2 separate regions of the Homo sapiens genome follow, and region 2 is linked to region 1. A link is a loop called in an ENCODE intact Hi-C map of the cell type or tissue named here. Cell type or tissue: lower leg skin. All regions are shown on one strand. Links, peaks and the distances in the headings refer to the core of each region. The heading gives the core; the rest is flanking DNA.

Region 1 (8,347 bases), core at 167-8,166:
TTAAAACAGCTATAATGAATATTATAAATATGCTCAGAATTGGCTGGGCACAGTGGCTCACGCCTGTAATCTCAGCACTTTGGGAGGCCAAGGCGGGTGGATCACGAGGTCAGGAGATGGAGACCATCCTGGCTAACACGGTGAAACCCCGTCTCTACTAAAAATACAAAAATTAGCCGGGCGTGGTGGCGGGCGCCTGTGGTCCCAGCTGCTCAGGAGGCTGAGGCAGGAGAATGGCCTGAACCCGGGAGGCCGAGCTTGCAGTGAGCCCATATCGTGCCACTGCACCCCAGCCTGGGCAACAGAGAGAGACTCTGTCTCAAAAAAAAAAATGCTCAGAGTTTAAAAGAACATAACTATAATAAGGAAAGAAAAGGGAGATGTAAAAAGTAATCAAATGAGATGGAAATGAAAAGTACATTATTTGTAATAAAAATTTCACTGGTAGGGTTGACAGCAGATTAAACTGGAAAAAAACAATGAATAGAGCGTCACTTTCCTGTGGTACAATATCAAGCAGTCGAAGCTACATGTTACTGGAGTCTCAAAAAAAGGAAGTGTGGAAAGAGGTGTGGAATGAAAATAATATTTGAAGAAATAATTGGAGAATTTTTCTCAAATTTGATTCAAAAAAAACTATAAACCCAGAGATTCAAAAAGCTTAGGCCCAACACAGTGGCTCACACCTGTAATCCTAGCAATTTGGGAGGCCAAGGCAGGTGGATCACCTGAAGTCAGGAGTTCAAAACCAGCCTGGCCAGCATGGTGTGACCCCAATCTCTACTAAAAATACAAAATTAGCCAGACCTGGTGGTGCATGCCTGTAATCCCAGCTACTCGGGAGGCTGAGGCAGAAGAATTGCTTGAACCTGGGAGGTGGAGGTTGCAGTGAGCCAAGTTCTTGCCATTGCACGCCAGGCTGGGCAACAAGAGTGAAACTGCGCCTCAAAAAAAAAAAAAAAAAAAAAAGGCTTAACAAATCCCAAGCAAAAAAAAATTTTTTGAAGAAAACTACTCTGAGATTATTATAATTAAATTGCTGAAAACAAGTGATAAAGGGAAAACCTTAAAAGCAGCCAAAGATGGGGAAAAGACATGATGGCAGGGGGAAGATAAGAATTATCAGAAATAAGAGAATGATGCTACATCTTTAAAATGCCAAAAGAAAAAACAATCAACGTAGAATTCTATACTTACAATAAATATCTTTCAAAATTAAAAGTGAAATGAAGAACTTCTTTTAAAGAATAGCTGAGAAAATTCATAGCGAACAGACATGAAGTAGGAAAAAACGATAAAGGAAGCTCTACAGACAGAAAAAAAAATTATACTAGATGAAAACGTGAATCTACGCTAAGGCAAGAAGAGCATCGAAAGTGATTAGTGCAACAGTTTGGATGTTTGTCCCCTCCACATCTCATGTTGAAATCTGATCCCCAATGCCGGAGGTGGGGCCTAAGGAGAGGTGTTTAGGGAATGGGATGATTTCTTCATGAATAAATTAAGTCCCCTCCCTGCTGGGGAGAAAGGAATGAGTGAGTTCTGGCTCTATTAGTTCCTAAAGAGCTCGTTGTTAAAAAGAGCCTCCTAGGTTGGGCGCGGTGGCTCACGTCTGTAATCCCAGCACTTTGGGAGGGATTACACAAGGCGGGTGGATCACCTGAGGGATCCATGAGGCTGGTGGATCACCTGAGGTCGCGAATTCAAGACCAGCCTGACCAAAATGGAGAAACCCCGTCTCTACTAAAAATACAAAAATTAGCCGGGCGTGGTGGCTCATGCCTGTAACCCCAGCTACTCCGGAGGCTAGGCGGAGAATGGCAGGAACTCGGGAGGCGGAGGTTGCACTGAGCCGATATCGCTCCATTGCACTCCAGCCTCGGAGCGAAACGCCGTCTCAAAAAAAAAAAAAAAAAAAAAAAAAAAAAAAAAAAAGAGCCTCGTGCCTTCCTCCCCTCTCTCCTGCTTCCTCTCTCACCATACGATCTGCACACACCAGCTTCCCTTCTCTTTCCACCATGAGTGGAAGCAGCCTGAGGTCCTCACCACATGCTGATGCTGGCGCCATGCTTCTTGTACAAGCCTGAAGAACCATGAGCCAAATAAACTTATTTTCTTTGTAACAATGACCCAGGCTTAGAGATACCTTAATAGAAATACTAAACGGGCTAAGACAGTAAATATGTGGGTAAATACAAAAGACCTTTATCTCAAATTTAATTTCTTTAAAATATAGTTTTAAAAAACGTTAATCAATTAATCACCCTAAACCTGTTTGTTTGTTTGTTTTTGAGACAAGGTCTGGCTCTGTCAGGCAGGCTGGAGTGCAGTGGCCCAATCTCAGCTCACAGTAACCTCTGCTTCCTGGGCTCAAATGATTCTCCCTCAGCCTCACAAGTAGCTGGGATTACGGCCACCACCCCCGGCTAATATTTTTGCAGACAGGGTTTTGCCCTGTTGCCAAGGCTGGTCTCGAACTCATGTTCTCAAGTGATCCATGGCCTTGGCCTCCCAAAGTGCTGTGATTACAAGCATGACCTACCCATCCAGTCAGACCTGTTTATTTTAAACAAATTTCTCACGCATCTATTTCTGTAAATGATCTACTTTCTCTCCTGATGGTAGATTGCAAGTGGAGTCATTTTATTCTTATCATTAATATCTACTATACATTATTCTCTTTGTTGTTCATTTAAGTTCTAGCTCTGCAGCAGATTAGTGTAGATGGTATTTAGCTCACCAAAAAGACATGTAACCAATTCTGATGAACCCTCAGTCACTTCAACACGTAACCATCACTCTACAAGACACACTGTGTGGTAAGAAATGTACTGGAATTCTCGGACACTGCGTAAGCCTGGAAAATAGTCTGCGCAGTGATGTAGCAAATTCATTCGATAAGGGAGGGGCCTAGGCTTCCTCACTGTGCCAAAAGATATTCCGTTGAGCTTAAAGGACCTATATTCCTTCCAATTATATATTGAACACAATGTTTGAGGGGTTTTTGGTTCTTTTTTCCTCCTGAATGGTAAATATAATAAACATTGAAAAAATACAGTTTAATACTATACTAATTCTTTTTTAGATAAAGGTAAATTCTTTTCAACTATCAAATTACACAAACTCAATGGTGAATGGCGAGTGATGTTGCAATATAAAAGTAGAACATTATCACCAGAATCAAATACATTTTCAAGGGAGTGAGTGTGTGTGTGTTTGTATGTGTGTGTGTGCACGCTTTAACTGAAAAGCTCTATACCTTACACTTCAAGCATCCCATGTCCAAGGTTTTCTTGGGAAAAAAATATAAAACCAAAGAAAAAATAAAGCTCATAAAAAATCCTTAAAGATTTTAATGTTAGGATTGGAATTTACATAGTTTATAGTATGACAAAAAAACCTGATCTTCTTGCTCTCCTTCTCATAAACCTTCCAACAGCTTCCCACAGGACTAGGAATAAAATCTATGATCCTTGTCATTTCACTCATGGATGGGCCTGGTTGTTTTGGCCCCTGCTAATCCAGCAAGTCGTCTGCTACTCTCCTTCCACCCTTCTCAGAAACGTTTAAGCCCTATTAACTTGGTAACATTGTTTCAGTTTCTTGATTTGGCCAAACTCCCCTCAGAACCTACTCAAATGCTGTTCTTTCTGCCTGGAAACGTTCTTTACCTGGTTAGCCTTCTTTTCATCTCCCTCTCTCCTCTCTTCCCATCTGAATCAGCTTATACTATTTCAATGTATCTTCATTAAGTTAACCACAGGTAGTAATTATGGATTTGTTATTATAGCTTTTTAATGTCACTCTGCTCCACTACGCAAGTATCAAGTATATTTTGTCTATCTCTGCATATCCAGAAAGAGTGTCTGGCACAGAGTAGGCACTTCACATTTGTGGAGTGAATGAACAGCTAGCTTTGCACATGAATTCATGAATGCTGTTTACAACAAGTGTCATTTCATTCTTGGATGAAACTCACGAACTGTGGTGGTATTTGCTATTATTCCATATGTCCAAGTGGATCCTTCAAAAGCATTATATATTGAAATTGGTTTATTTAGCATTACATAAATTCCTTGTTTGTTTTTCAAACTTTTTTATTTTTAATTTTTGTGATTACATAGTAGATGTATATATTTATGGGGTACATACAATGTTTTGATACAGGCATGCGATGTGAAATAAGCACACCATGGAGAATGGGGTATCCATCCTCTCAAGCATTTATCTTGTGTGTTACAAACACTCCAATTATGCTCTTTTAGTTATTTTTAAATGTACCATTAAACTATTAATGACTACAGTCACCCTGTTGTGCTATCAAATGGTAGGGCTTATTCATTCTTTTTAACTATTTTTTGTACCCATTAATCATCCCCACCACCCTCTCAGCCCCCCACTACCCTTCCCAGTCTCTGGTAACCATCCTTCTACTCTCTATGTCCATAAGTTTAATTGTTTTGAATTTTAGATCCCACAAATGAGTGAGAAACTGCGATGGTACATGGATTCCCTGTTAGAGTATGGAGGATACAACAGTTAAAAGTATCATGTTACATGTGAACATTTAGAGGTGCCAGATGCATACAAATTCTAAAGTTCTCTACCAACAACAACAGAAGTGTGCCACACACACTTATGAAATTATGCTAGAAAATAAAAACCCTAGTTTATCATAAGGTATTATTAAATGGAAAGGAAAGTCAGCGCAGGCAGTGGAAATTCATGTTTCAAGTGTGAGAACTCAGCAGTCCTTCAGCAGGGCAAGGTGAATCTGTGCTGCAACATCGCCACACTGTGGCCAGATCCAGAATCGTTTACTACTCTGTGGGAATACATGGTTTTCAGGCCGTAAGGGTAAATGTCCAAGCATTTACTCAACACTAAACAGAACTAATTTAAATAGTCCCCTGAAAATTAATCTTAGTCCAAAACTGTATTCGTGTCCCTCAATCATGGTGGCTTAATATAATGTTGGCACAGTTTACTGTGGTTTCTTTTCTAATGGTCCATACCTTTTATCCCACACATAACCAAAAGCAATTTTTCAATTAAAATAAATTATTTAGAAGGAAAAAAAATGAAAACTACACTGTACAACGGGAAACGATACTACATCTCTCTTCCGCTATTCTAGCACTAAGTTCCTTTATTAACCATTACTTACTTCCCCCCAAATTTATCTGATCTTCAATAACCTAAGATGCTAATCTGAGTTAAGTTTAAATCGTATGCAGTATTTTTCAAAACCTTGTGCCATTAGATTGAATATCTAAGATTTACTGTTTTCATATATACTAGCTTCAAGGTGCCTTTGTAGATAACCCTCTTTTTCTGGCATTGAGTGAGAAGTATAGTCATTTCCTAAATGAAGAAAAAAGGGGGGAAAACAGCTGAATTTTCCAATCCTCCTATCATGCCTTTTTGACAATAAAATGGCAGCAATTTATTTTGTTTGAAGTGAACTCTCACAGCAACTGGCACTTGATGATGGGTTTAACTGCTTTATTTCAAATATATTAATCTATAAAATCCCTTGATTGGCTTTTCTGTTGCTAATCTTATCATGTAATGAAGAAAAGGCATTTCATTGATGAAAATCATTTAATCATTTTTCCTTCATCCAGCACTGACAACTTTCTATGTTAGATTCTTTTTCTTGTTGTTGTTGTTGTTGAGACAAAGTCTCTCTGTCACCCATGCTGGAGTATAGTGGTGCCATCTCGGCTCACTGCAGCCTCTGCCTCCTGGGTTCAAGCAATTCTCCTGCCTCAGTGTCTCAAGTAGCTGGAGTTACAGGTGTGCTCCACCACGCCTGGCTAATTTTTGTATTTTTAGTAGAGACATGGTTTCACCATGTTGGCCAGACTGGTCTCAAACTCCTGGCCTCAAGAGATCCACCCATCTCAGCCTCCCAAAGTGCTGGGATTACAGGTGTGAGCCACCATGCCCAGTCTCTATGTTAGATTCTACAGATGGCACAGCAAAGATTTTCCCCAGGTATGTGTGTTCTAGAGGACAAGAACAATGTTATCGCTTGATGATTTCTCATCAGTTCCTAATATGATGTCCATAATGAAAATCTAGTATTTAGAATGACTGAAATAGGCAAGTAACTTATGTGTTTGTCCTTGTAACTATATAACATTCAATCATGTACCATGTGTTAACATGCCATGTGACTTTTACCTAGTCTCCTAATGTTTCTGAGATTCTTATTCCTCCTGTGTCAAATGATGTGCATTAATTTTCTCCAAAGCCTCTTCTAGATTTAAGATTTTATGATTATTCTGCATGTGAACATCGTAATTGAGCAAATATATATTTTCATCTTTTATTTTATTTATTTATTTGAGACAGGGTCTCACTTTGTCATCCAAGCTGGGGCAAAGTCGTGCCATCATAGCTCACTGCAGCCTTGACCTCCCAGGCTCAAGCGATCCTCCCACCTCAGCCTCCTGAGTAGCTGGGACTACAGATGCACACCACCACACCCAGCTAATATTTTAATATTTTGTAGAGACTAGTTCTTGCTATGTTGACAAAGCTGGTCTCAAACTCTTGGGCTCAAGTGATCCTCCTGCCTCAGCCTCCCTAAGTGCTGGGATTACAGGGGTCAGCTACTGCACCTGGCCTATAACTGAGCAAATAAAAATGTTTAAACTAAATGCCAAATATTTAGGATTCATTACGACAATTTTAGAGCACTACTTTAAGGAGAAAGCATGTCTGTAAAGACATGAATTAGATCATATAAATGTTCCAGATAAAGGACTTCAGTACATGAAATACCAAGTGATATTGTTGTATCTGCGGGACTAGCTACATTATGTGCTTGAAAGACTGATGACTAGTTAAAAAGAAAAAAGTAAACTAATTCCATTAATTCAACGGACGTAGCTAAAATAAATAAACATATTAGGCATTATCACTAAAATCACTGTAGCAAAGTCGTATCTAAAACCCAGAAACTTTGGAAGATGCCTCTGTCAATGGAAAAAATGAAACTAGACTGTTTGAATACAGTTCATTCATCCTGTGACTATTTCTGGAAACAATTGTTTGGTAAATGCCCAGGAGGTGAGAAAAATCTCTGAAAGAGTGATAAATAGGAAGGGAAGTAAAAAACAATCAAAAATTGGAACCAAATGTCACAATTAATTAAAATAGCCTTAGAAATACTGTTTCGAAACTAAGTTATACCTAGAACTCGAGTACTTTTTAACGGCACACCACATTCTGTTAAAACCACTCTCTCAATAAGTACCAGCGACCTACAAATCATTAAAGATAATCATTCCAGAAGGTTCTATTCCCACCAGTATTTTCTTCATTTTTCCTTTGGATGGAATTATAACTATATAACTTCTAATATCACCATTGAGCAGATACATGGTTCTCAGTTACTTTCTCAGTATCTCTGTTGGGATTGTACCAAACTCATGTTTAAAGCTTAACTCATTATCTTTCTTTTCAAAACCAGTGTATCCAGATATTTGTTTCTATTAACACTGTAACTATTCCACCATTTCACCTCAAAAGCTTAGAGTTATCTAAGAATCTTATATGCTGTTATAGTTTGGATGTATGTCCCCTCCAAATCTCATATTGAAATGAGATCCCCAGTGTTGAAAGTGGGGCCTGGTGGGAGATATTTGGGTTATGGGACTGGATTGTTCATGAATGGCTTGGTGCCTTCCCATGGTAATGAACGAGTTCTCACTCTGTTAGTTCACAAGAGAGCTGATTGTTTTGAGACTGGGACCTCCCTCCTTTCTCTCTTGTGTTCTCTCTTGCCAAGTAATACACTCGCTGCCCCTTTGACTTCAGCTATGACTGGAAACTTCCTGAGGCTGTCACCAGAAACAGATGCCAGCACTATGTTTCCTGTATAGGCTGTAGAACTATGAGCCAAAGAACTCTTTTTTTAATATATAGAGTACCCAGCCTCGGGTATTCCTGCATGGCACTGCAAAACAGACTAACACTCATGTCTTTCCCACACCCTGATCTTTCTTGTTCTTATCTCAATACTATTTCTATTTCTCACTCCCATCTTTTCTTTCCCGCTTTTTGGTGCCATCATTCTAGCCATGGTTACCTCTCCATTGTCTCTTGCCTGGAATATTGTAGTAGTTCCCTAAGTGTGCATCATACCAGACTCAGCATTGTTATATCTCAAGGCTTGACTTACTTGATATCATTTAAGTATTTTTAAATCACAAACCAATTCATGTAATTCTATGCTAAAAATCCCTAAATGTCTTCCCATTGTATATGAACAAAACAGAAAACCCTAATACTTAAAGGCTTTTCTGAAAGCTTATTCTCTACCAGTCTCCATGTT
Region 2 (8,347 bases), core at 308-8,307, 2.0 Mb before region 1:
CAAAAACAAGAAATGGGTAAAGGATTCCCTATTTAATAAATGGTGCTGGGAAAACTGGCTAGCCATATGTAGAAAGCTGAAACTGGATCCCTTCCTTACACCTTACACGAAAATTAATTCAAGGTGGCTTAAAGACTTAAATGTTAGACCTAAAACTCTAAAAACCCTAGAAGAAAACCTAGGTGATACCATTCAGGACATAGGCCTGGGCAAAGACTTCATGACTAAAACACCAAAAGCAATGACAACAAAAGCCAAAATTGACGAATGAGATCTAATTAAACTAAAGAGCTTCTGCACAGCAAATGAAACTACCATCAGGGTGAGCAGGTAACCTACAAAATGGGAGAAAATTTTTGCAATCTACCCATCTGACAAAGGGCTAATATCCAGAATCTACAATGAACTCAAACAAATTTACAAGAAAAAAACAAGCCCATCAAAAAATGGGCAAAGGATATGAAAAAACACTTCTCAAAAAAAAGACATTTAGGCAGCCAACAGACACATGATAAAATTCTCATCATCATCTCTGGCCATCAGAGAAATGCAAATCAAAACCACAATGAGATACCATCTCACACCAGTTAAAATGGCGATCATTAAAAAGTCAGGAAACAACAGATGCTGGAGAGGACGTGGAGAAATAGGAACACTTTCACACTGTTGGTGGGAATGTAAATGAGTTCAACCATTGTGGAAGACAGTGTAGCGATTCCTTAAGGATCTAGAACCAGAAATACCATTTGACAGAGGGATCCCATTACTGGGTATATACCAAAAGATTATAAATCATGCTACTACAAAGACACGTGCACACGTATGTTTATTGCAGCACTATTCGCAATAGCAAAGACTTGGAACCAACCCAAATGTCCATCAGTAATAGACTGGATTAAGAAAATGTGGCATATATACACCATAGAATACTATGAAGCCATAAAAAAGGATGAGTTCATGTCCTTTGTAGGGACATGGATGAAGCTGGAAACCATCATTCTCAGCAAACTATCACAAGGACAGAAAACCAAACACCGCATGTTCTCACTCATAGGTGGAAATTGAACAATGAGAACACTTGGACAGGGCAGGAAATATCACACACCGGCACCTGTCCTGGGGTGGGGAGCTGGGGGAGGGATAGTATTAGGAGAAATACCTAACGCAAATGACGAGTTAATGGGCGCAGCAAACCAACATGGCACGTGTATACCTACGTAACAAACCCGCATGTTGTGCACATGTACCCTGGAACTTAAACTATAATAATAATAATAATAATAATAATAATAATAATAAAAAAAACAAAAACATCGAATTCTGGCATACTGAACTGAAACAGACTTTAATTAGGGAACACAGTCATGAACGTGAAGTCAGTGACAGATGCATGGTGTTTGGGAATTTGTGTATGTGGTCCAAATTCACCAATTAAAGTAGGAATAATAACTTTGTGATATGGATCATAATTAAATTTTATATTATTTTCACTAATCTATATGATGTCTTAATTCATCTTAACAGTTTAAAATGTGTATTTTTGTGGTTTTCCATAATGTAGTAATTTTTCGACTGTTTATTCTTAAGTTGTAATCTCTGATTCAAAGCTTCAATGAGACAGAGTCATTTTCATTTCTGATTTTTCTCAAGGACAATCAAGAACTCTTCTCCACTTTATATCTGTGGCTTAAGTTATAACCAGGTAGGATTATTTTTAAATAAAATAATCACAATGGAGTGACAGGTCATTTGGTATATTCTGCTGTGTGTTGCCTAATTGCATTTAATTCATTGTAGAGACAAGAACGCTTAAGCTTGTTTGAAATTTATCACATGGATCCAGGTGAAGGTTCATAACTTCCTGCAGAGGACATGTGTGCACATTCTGAGAAACTAGACAGGGCATGACATGGGTCAATGTGTACATGTGATATGTCCTTCACTCTTCATGAATCCCTTTCATTAGCACCATGGGCTTGATGGGGAGGAACTTCTCAGAGAGAAAGAAGTAAAGCTGAAGCAGCTGATGCAGTAGAATGAGCACTGGCTTAGAAACAGAATTGTTCATTGACACACTGAGAGAAAGAGCTAACACAGAAGACAGCTTAAGATGGTATAGCAGTGTGGAAATGACCTGGGCTCTGGTGACAGAGATCTAGGTTCCCCTTCCAGATGATTAGCTGTGAGTGAGCTATTATTCTTTAAGTTTCAGCTTTGGAATATTTAAAATAGGAATAATATCCACATCAAAGTATCAATGCGACATGTAAATGAGCTATGGCATGTAGAGATTTAAATACAGGGCTTGATATATAATAGGTACTCTGTAAAAAAGTTACCTTTTAAATAGTAATAATATTATATTTAATCATAATATTAAAAACGTTATCTTAAATTATTTTAACCAATAAAACTCCCAATGGCCAAGTTAAAATTGTACTCCTCAATAAATGGTGTAATTGTTAATCACTTTTTAAAATGTCACTTTCAGTTTAAACTCTTTCTGTTCTCAAAGACAAATACACTCTTGCTCAGGAAATCCCTCTGTGTCAGCTAGGGTTTTTCTCACTTTTTTCTCCAAGGTCCAATAAAGGCTCTCTTTGCAGATATTCCCTGTAGCCTGAACTTGGGTAGCTATGTACAATACCGAGTGCCATACCTTGAGCCAAACCATGCACCTTTTCTTTTAAAGGAGAAGGAAACTTCCAAGAGTCGTGGGACTTGGCAGTCATTTGTATACTGTATAATTCTACTAATTTTTATCAGTATCATTACACTTTCTATCAATAAAATGAGTCAACCATATTTACTTTTATTCCACACAAATGGGACTAGAAATAATCTGGCTTATCACTATAAAGAGTTTTGTAATCTTTAGAGTTATGGAGTAATCTTTCTTTTCTATTAAAGTTTATTGAAATACATTTCTTTTACACGAAAATTTATTTTCAAATTCTTAAAAAGGCTGTGAAAAGTTACTATATTAAATGAAAGGAAATCATGAATTGAAACAGAAGAGTTAGATTGAGAGCTATGGTTAAGTGCCATAAAGCAGAGATGTGTGTGCAGACACAAAAATAAAACAGACGTGAAGGAAGAAACAGAGCAGCCATGAGGCTCCAGTGGCCTGGAGAGAGAGTGAGATGATTTGGTTCCAGTTCTTCAAGGGGGATTGGCTGCTCATATTGCTCTTTGTTTGTATCACATAGTCATTGTCTTAGGTTGGGTTCCCCAATCTAAGGAAACGATAAACAAGGCATCTGAAAGATAACTCTCGGCCGGGCGTGGTGGCTCACGCCTGTAATCCCAGCATTTTGGGAGGCCAAGGCGGGTGGATCACGAGGTCAGGAGATCGAGACCATCCTGGCTAACACGGTGAAACCCCGTCTCTACTAAAAATACAAAAAAATAGCCAGGCGTGGTGGCGGGCGCCTGTAGTCCCAGCTACTCGGGAGGCTGAGGCAGGAGAATGGCGTGAACCCAGGAGACAGAGCTTGCAGTGAGCGAGATCGCGCCCCTGCACTCCAGCCTGGGAGAGAGAACGAGAATCCGCCTCGAAAAAATAAAAAAAATAAAAAAAAAAAAAAAAAGAAAGATACTCTTTGTGTTAGGTAAATTTCTTCAAAATAAGGAAATATTAGGCTAGGAATTCATATGCAAATAATTTATTAAAGAAGTGTTCCAGGTTAAATTGGCAAGGGAATGAGGGAAGGAGGGGAGGGAAGGTAAGAAGCCAGGGTACCACTTCAAGCAGGGGTGATGCCAGTCTGATTCAGCAGGGAATTTTGGAATGTAAGTTACAAGGCACTGTTTGTCCTGACTTAAGGCAAGGGAACTGGGCTTTCATACTCCCACACCAATGAGTCATTAGCTTGTGACCATCTTGGGAGGCATGGTGGTTGCAAATTCCAAGCATTTCCTCTTCTCTGCTTATGGGGGCAAAGATGCTTCATTTAGCTCAAGGCCCTTCTTCAAAGAGGATGGCTGGAGTGGCATCCGGAACTGTGGCAGAATAAATTTTTTTTATGCCGCGAAGTTTTTGGTAATGTGTTACAGTCGCCATAGGAATCACACAGCGACTATGCCTTTTTATTAAAGAATCAGCAGGCAAAAAACTGCTTTCTCAAATTGCTCACAACTTTCTAAATGCTTCTTCTCAATTTCTATACCAAATTCCATCATGCTCTTTAAATCTTTTTTTTTATTTTAATAAATTTTTAGAACGTGTCATCCTTGCACAGGGGCCACGCTAATCTCTGTATCATTCTAATTTTAGTATATGTACTGCCAAGGCGAACACTAAATCACTTTGAGTAGCACTATACACTTATATCTACAGAATACATACCCTTTTTTTGCATAAACTATCTCAAATGAGTTTCTGTACTTTCAGTCAAAAGAATATTGAGTAAGATTGCTTCCATTCTTCCTTCTCCCTAGAACACAGACTTGTATTTATGAAGCTGGCCAGTGCTCCTTCCTCGATGTTGCCCATAGCTAGATCTTCTGGTTGTCCCTCATCTCTTCATGAGGGTTAAAAATTTAGGACACTTTCATTTGTAGCCCTATCATAAGCAGCTTCCAAGACACTCTTGTTGAACCACATCTAATAATGGTGACTAAATTCAATTTTTCTGGGATTGGCAGGCAATTAAATAATGTGTAGACTGGTCTTAATTGTGGACCTATCTCTTTTCATTATTAAGTCTTTCAAGAGTGTCAAAATTTGGCTAGACTTCTACCTGTTTTAATATATCTATTTACTCAGTTTGTTTTGTTTTCCATAATAGAATCTCATAACCAAAAGAACAGTGCATGTCTAATCTTTAGATTGGATAATCTTCATCTCTACTCAATACATTTTTTCTTTCTTCATTAAAATATTTACTTATTAGTTCATTTCTTTTTCTCTCATATACAAATATCTTTCTTTCCTACTAAAGGTCATGAGAGAAAAGTTATTTTATATGACCATTATAAACTCATGAACATGCAGGAAGTGACTGTATTAAATGGAAGAAAGTTATAAAATTAGTGATAGTTTAAGACCAAAATTTAGACTGATAGTTATGTTTAGGCTGATTTTATATTTGTTGATAACTTTTTATGTTTCATCTAATAAGAAATTTGTGGTGAGTGTTCAATAAAAAAGGGAAAGAAGGAAAGTAAATTAGGATTTTGTCTCTTAAAACTTGTTGGTGTATTTAAATCTTACATTCTGAGATAATATTTTGAAAGGCATTTGGCATTTCTTGAAACAATACGTAAAGATATGGGAGTTGAAATGATACTTCTCTCTCTAAAACTATCAGTTGAAGGCAGAAAATTCATCAGCTCATCTGATACTTTCTAAGGTGAAAGAAGTCATTAATAGAATTATGCTTCCCTGTAGTTTTTGCTATATTTAAATGTTGGAAAGGTTTTATTTCTAGAAAACAATTTAAGGGCTTTACAATATAAGACCTTTTGTATTTAAATCCAGAATCACTCTTTTATCAAATTTTGCTTTTGATTTTCGTGTTCTGACTGGAAGAAAGATTTTAATTTATAAGATATGATTCCATTAAACAATTTCATCATGATTACGATTTGAATGATTACACCCACCCTCAGTATTAGAGATGATACTAAAATTAAGTAGAAGGGAGTTGGACCTCATTTGATCTTGTACTCTTGAAAACAGATGAAATTATCTAAATGACAAAAGTATGATCTTGTGCTGTGTCTTTAACATTTTCAATTTAAATCACTTTGACTTCCCCTGTATCTGCACTTGTATTTGTCTATTTATGCACACAGCTTTTTTTAGTTGCATTAAAAAGGCACTACAGTTATAAAATATCATTTTAACTGTAACTTGTGATTTTGGAAAAAGTTATATAAATAACACAACTTTGGACTTTTGATAGATCTTCTATATGAAATATCCAGAATATTAAACAGGAAATAATAAATATTATTTGCTCCCTGTGGTTTTATCAGCTAGATTGACTTGGTTCTGACTTCAAACACACACCGCCTGGGTCCTCTGGTAAATAAAAGTGCTTGGGTTTACATCTATGGTATATTCCAGCTAACTCTTTTGCTAAGCTCTTTTTGGCAAGATAAAGGCTATCAGCATGAACCAAAACAAATAGCACAGTCTTTTTTTTTTTTCTTGACTTTTCATACCATTTCAAATAAGCTGATGTGTGCTGGATTGACCACACGATGGCAGTACATGAATGTCTTATAAATGAAAGCAAAGTAAAATGACTCTTCAGACTGCGCAATGACCCAAAGTATCCTCTTAAAACACGAATGTGGCCGTGCCCGTTGGCTCGTGCCTGTAATCCCAGCACTCTGGGAGGCCGAAGCGGGAGGATCATGGGGCCAGGAGTTCGAAATCGTCCTGGCCAACATGGTGAAACCCCGTCTCTACTTAAAATACAAAAATCAGCGCGGAGTATGGGGTGCTTGTAGCATCCGAGCTACTTGGGAGCCTGTGGCGGAGGTTGCAGTGAGCCCAGATCCTACCACTGCACTCCAGCCTGGGTGACAGAGCAAGACTCCGTCTCGAAAAATAAATAAATAAATAAATAAATAAATAAATAAATAAATAAATAAATATAAACCCCACAAATGTGTCCCTATTCCACGGAATATCTTTCGTATTGCAAATATTGTCAATTTATGTCCTTAATATTGAGATTTTCCCTTTCACCACAGACTGATAGAATTGTTACTATTCAGTGAAAACAGATATATGTTAAAGACATTGCTTTGATTTTATTTTAATTGAAAGAATGGCCAGGCATATATTATAATCTTTAGGCATAAAGTAGCATTAACCCCTCACTAACTTCTATAGCTCTTGCAAAAATAATAATTTCTAGTGTTTTTCCACTCTACTATTAATGCTCAAGACATCCTTCAAAGGTTACTAATAAACTAAATAACTATTTTAATGATGAAAAATGTAACCTAGATATTAAAATTTCAAGACAAGTGGAAAATCATGGGCATTATCTTTTAGAAGGGGACAGTTTACAGGTCAGTGGTTGAACTCCTATCAACCAAAGTGAAATAAAATCAATAGATAGAAGTACGCATATTTTAAAAGAGAAATGAGGCAACAGAAAGCAAATAAAATATATTTGATTATTTATAAAAGAGTTAAATCTTGTAATCTATATTGTACTCATGAAATGTAGGGACAGAAAACATTTATTCTTATTATTTGTACATTTTCATATTTTTTAAATAATATTCTTATTATTTGTACATTTTCATTTTTCATAGTACATAATCTATATTGTACTCATGAAATGTAGGGACAGAAAACATTTATTCTTATTATTTGTACATTTTGTACTCATGAAATGTAAGGACAGAAAACATTTATTCTTATTATTTGTACATTTTTCATGACACCTTATTTCTTTTTATTGTTGTGTTTTCAAGCAGCTTGTTCAAGTTTTCAAAAATGCTTCAGTTAGTTCTGCCTGTGACAGGTATTCATACTATCCAAGAATTCATTGTATTGAGAAAATATTTCTACCAGTTTTTTGAGGTTGCCCTTTGAATAATAGAAATTCCAAATGTCTATATAATCTAAGTACACCATCTTGCTCTTCTACATTACTTTTGCTTATCTTAAACATAACCAAGCCGAGTTGCATATCCTGTCTTCATTGTTTGACCCTACTTGACATTACGTGTTTCCTGAGCCTTTTTGGGAAAATCAGTTATTGATACAAATTCCTGTAGTTAAAAAAAAATCATCTGGCAATTGAAAACTAAGCACAGAACTCCTAGTTGTCCTGTGGATGCTTCTGAGAATGGACTATCTGTTTCCCTTTACTAACTTACTTGTATGCATAAACTATACCGTATGCAGAATCACAGAGGTTGTCTATTAAAATAAGGAAATCTTGTCTATTCTAATTTTATATTTGGATTAGTCTGTTCTCTATTGTTTAGATTGTTCCCTTAAATCACTTGTGTGTGCAAAAAGTAAAAGCTACAGAGAAAGGACTCACAGAAAATTGTACCCTTCCTCTTATCTCCTTTCTCTGCCTCATTCATCCTTTCATTTCCTTTTCTCTCTCCTCTCTGCTCCCTTTTTCTTAAATTGGAATTCTAGTTTCTCAAAGACAGATGAGAATTATAGGAAATACGGAAGGAAATGCACTATTATCAAATTACAGCCTCAAGGGATACAGTAATAAACATCAATCTGAAGTTATTTGGGAATAGATTGCATGGTTATTATGGGCACACGCAAACTGTATGTAAATAAACTTGTGACCCACTTACGTACTGGTCTTGGAAGTCATATCTCACTTCTTAAATGCTGCTTAGTCTG

What was found. Hi-C counts contacts between places; a loop is a spot of excess contacts. Peaks named below come from ENCODE experiments on the same cell type or tissue, not always from the same donor. Only the 100,000 strongest peaks of a DNase experiment are listed, where the experiment ranks them.
Region 2: a loop joins it to region 1, with 7 times the contacts of the local background. A loop is called at or near these places in 63 of 110 quality-filtered maps.

What each region holds. Positions count from the first base shown.
Region 1 is chr3:88,200,185-88,208,531 of GRCh38, reverse strand. No RefSeq gene overlaps it. Among named protein-coding and RNA genes, the nearest start is that of C3orf38, 54 kb to the right of the region's middle. In lower leg skin, for the core only: no CTCF peak of the experiment used is centred there; a DNase peak (open chromatin) is centred at 4,786.
Region 2 is chr3:90,180,587-90,188,933 of GRCh38, reverse strand. It overlaps the pseudogene RNU6-712P. Among named protein-coding and RNA genes, the nearest start is that of EPHA3, 1.1 Mb to the right of the region's middle. In lower leg skin, for the core only: no CTCF peak of the experiment used is centred there; no DNase peak of the experiment used is centred there.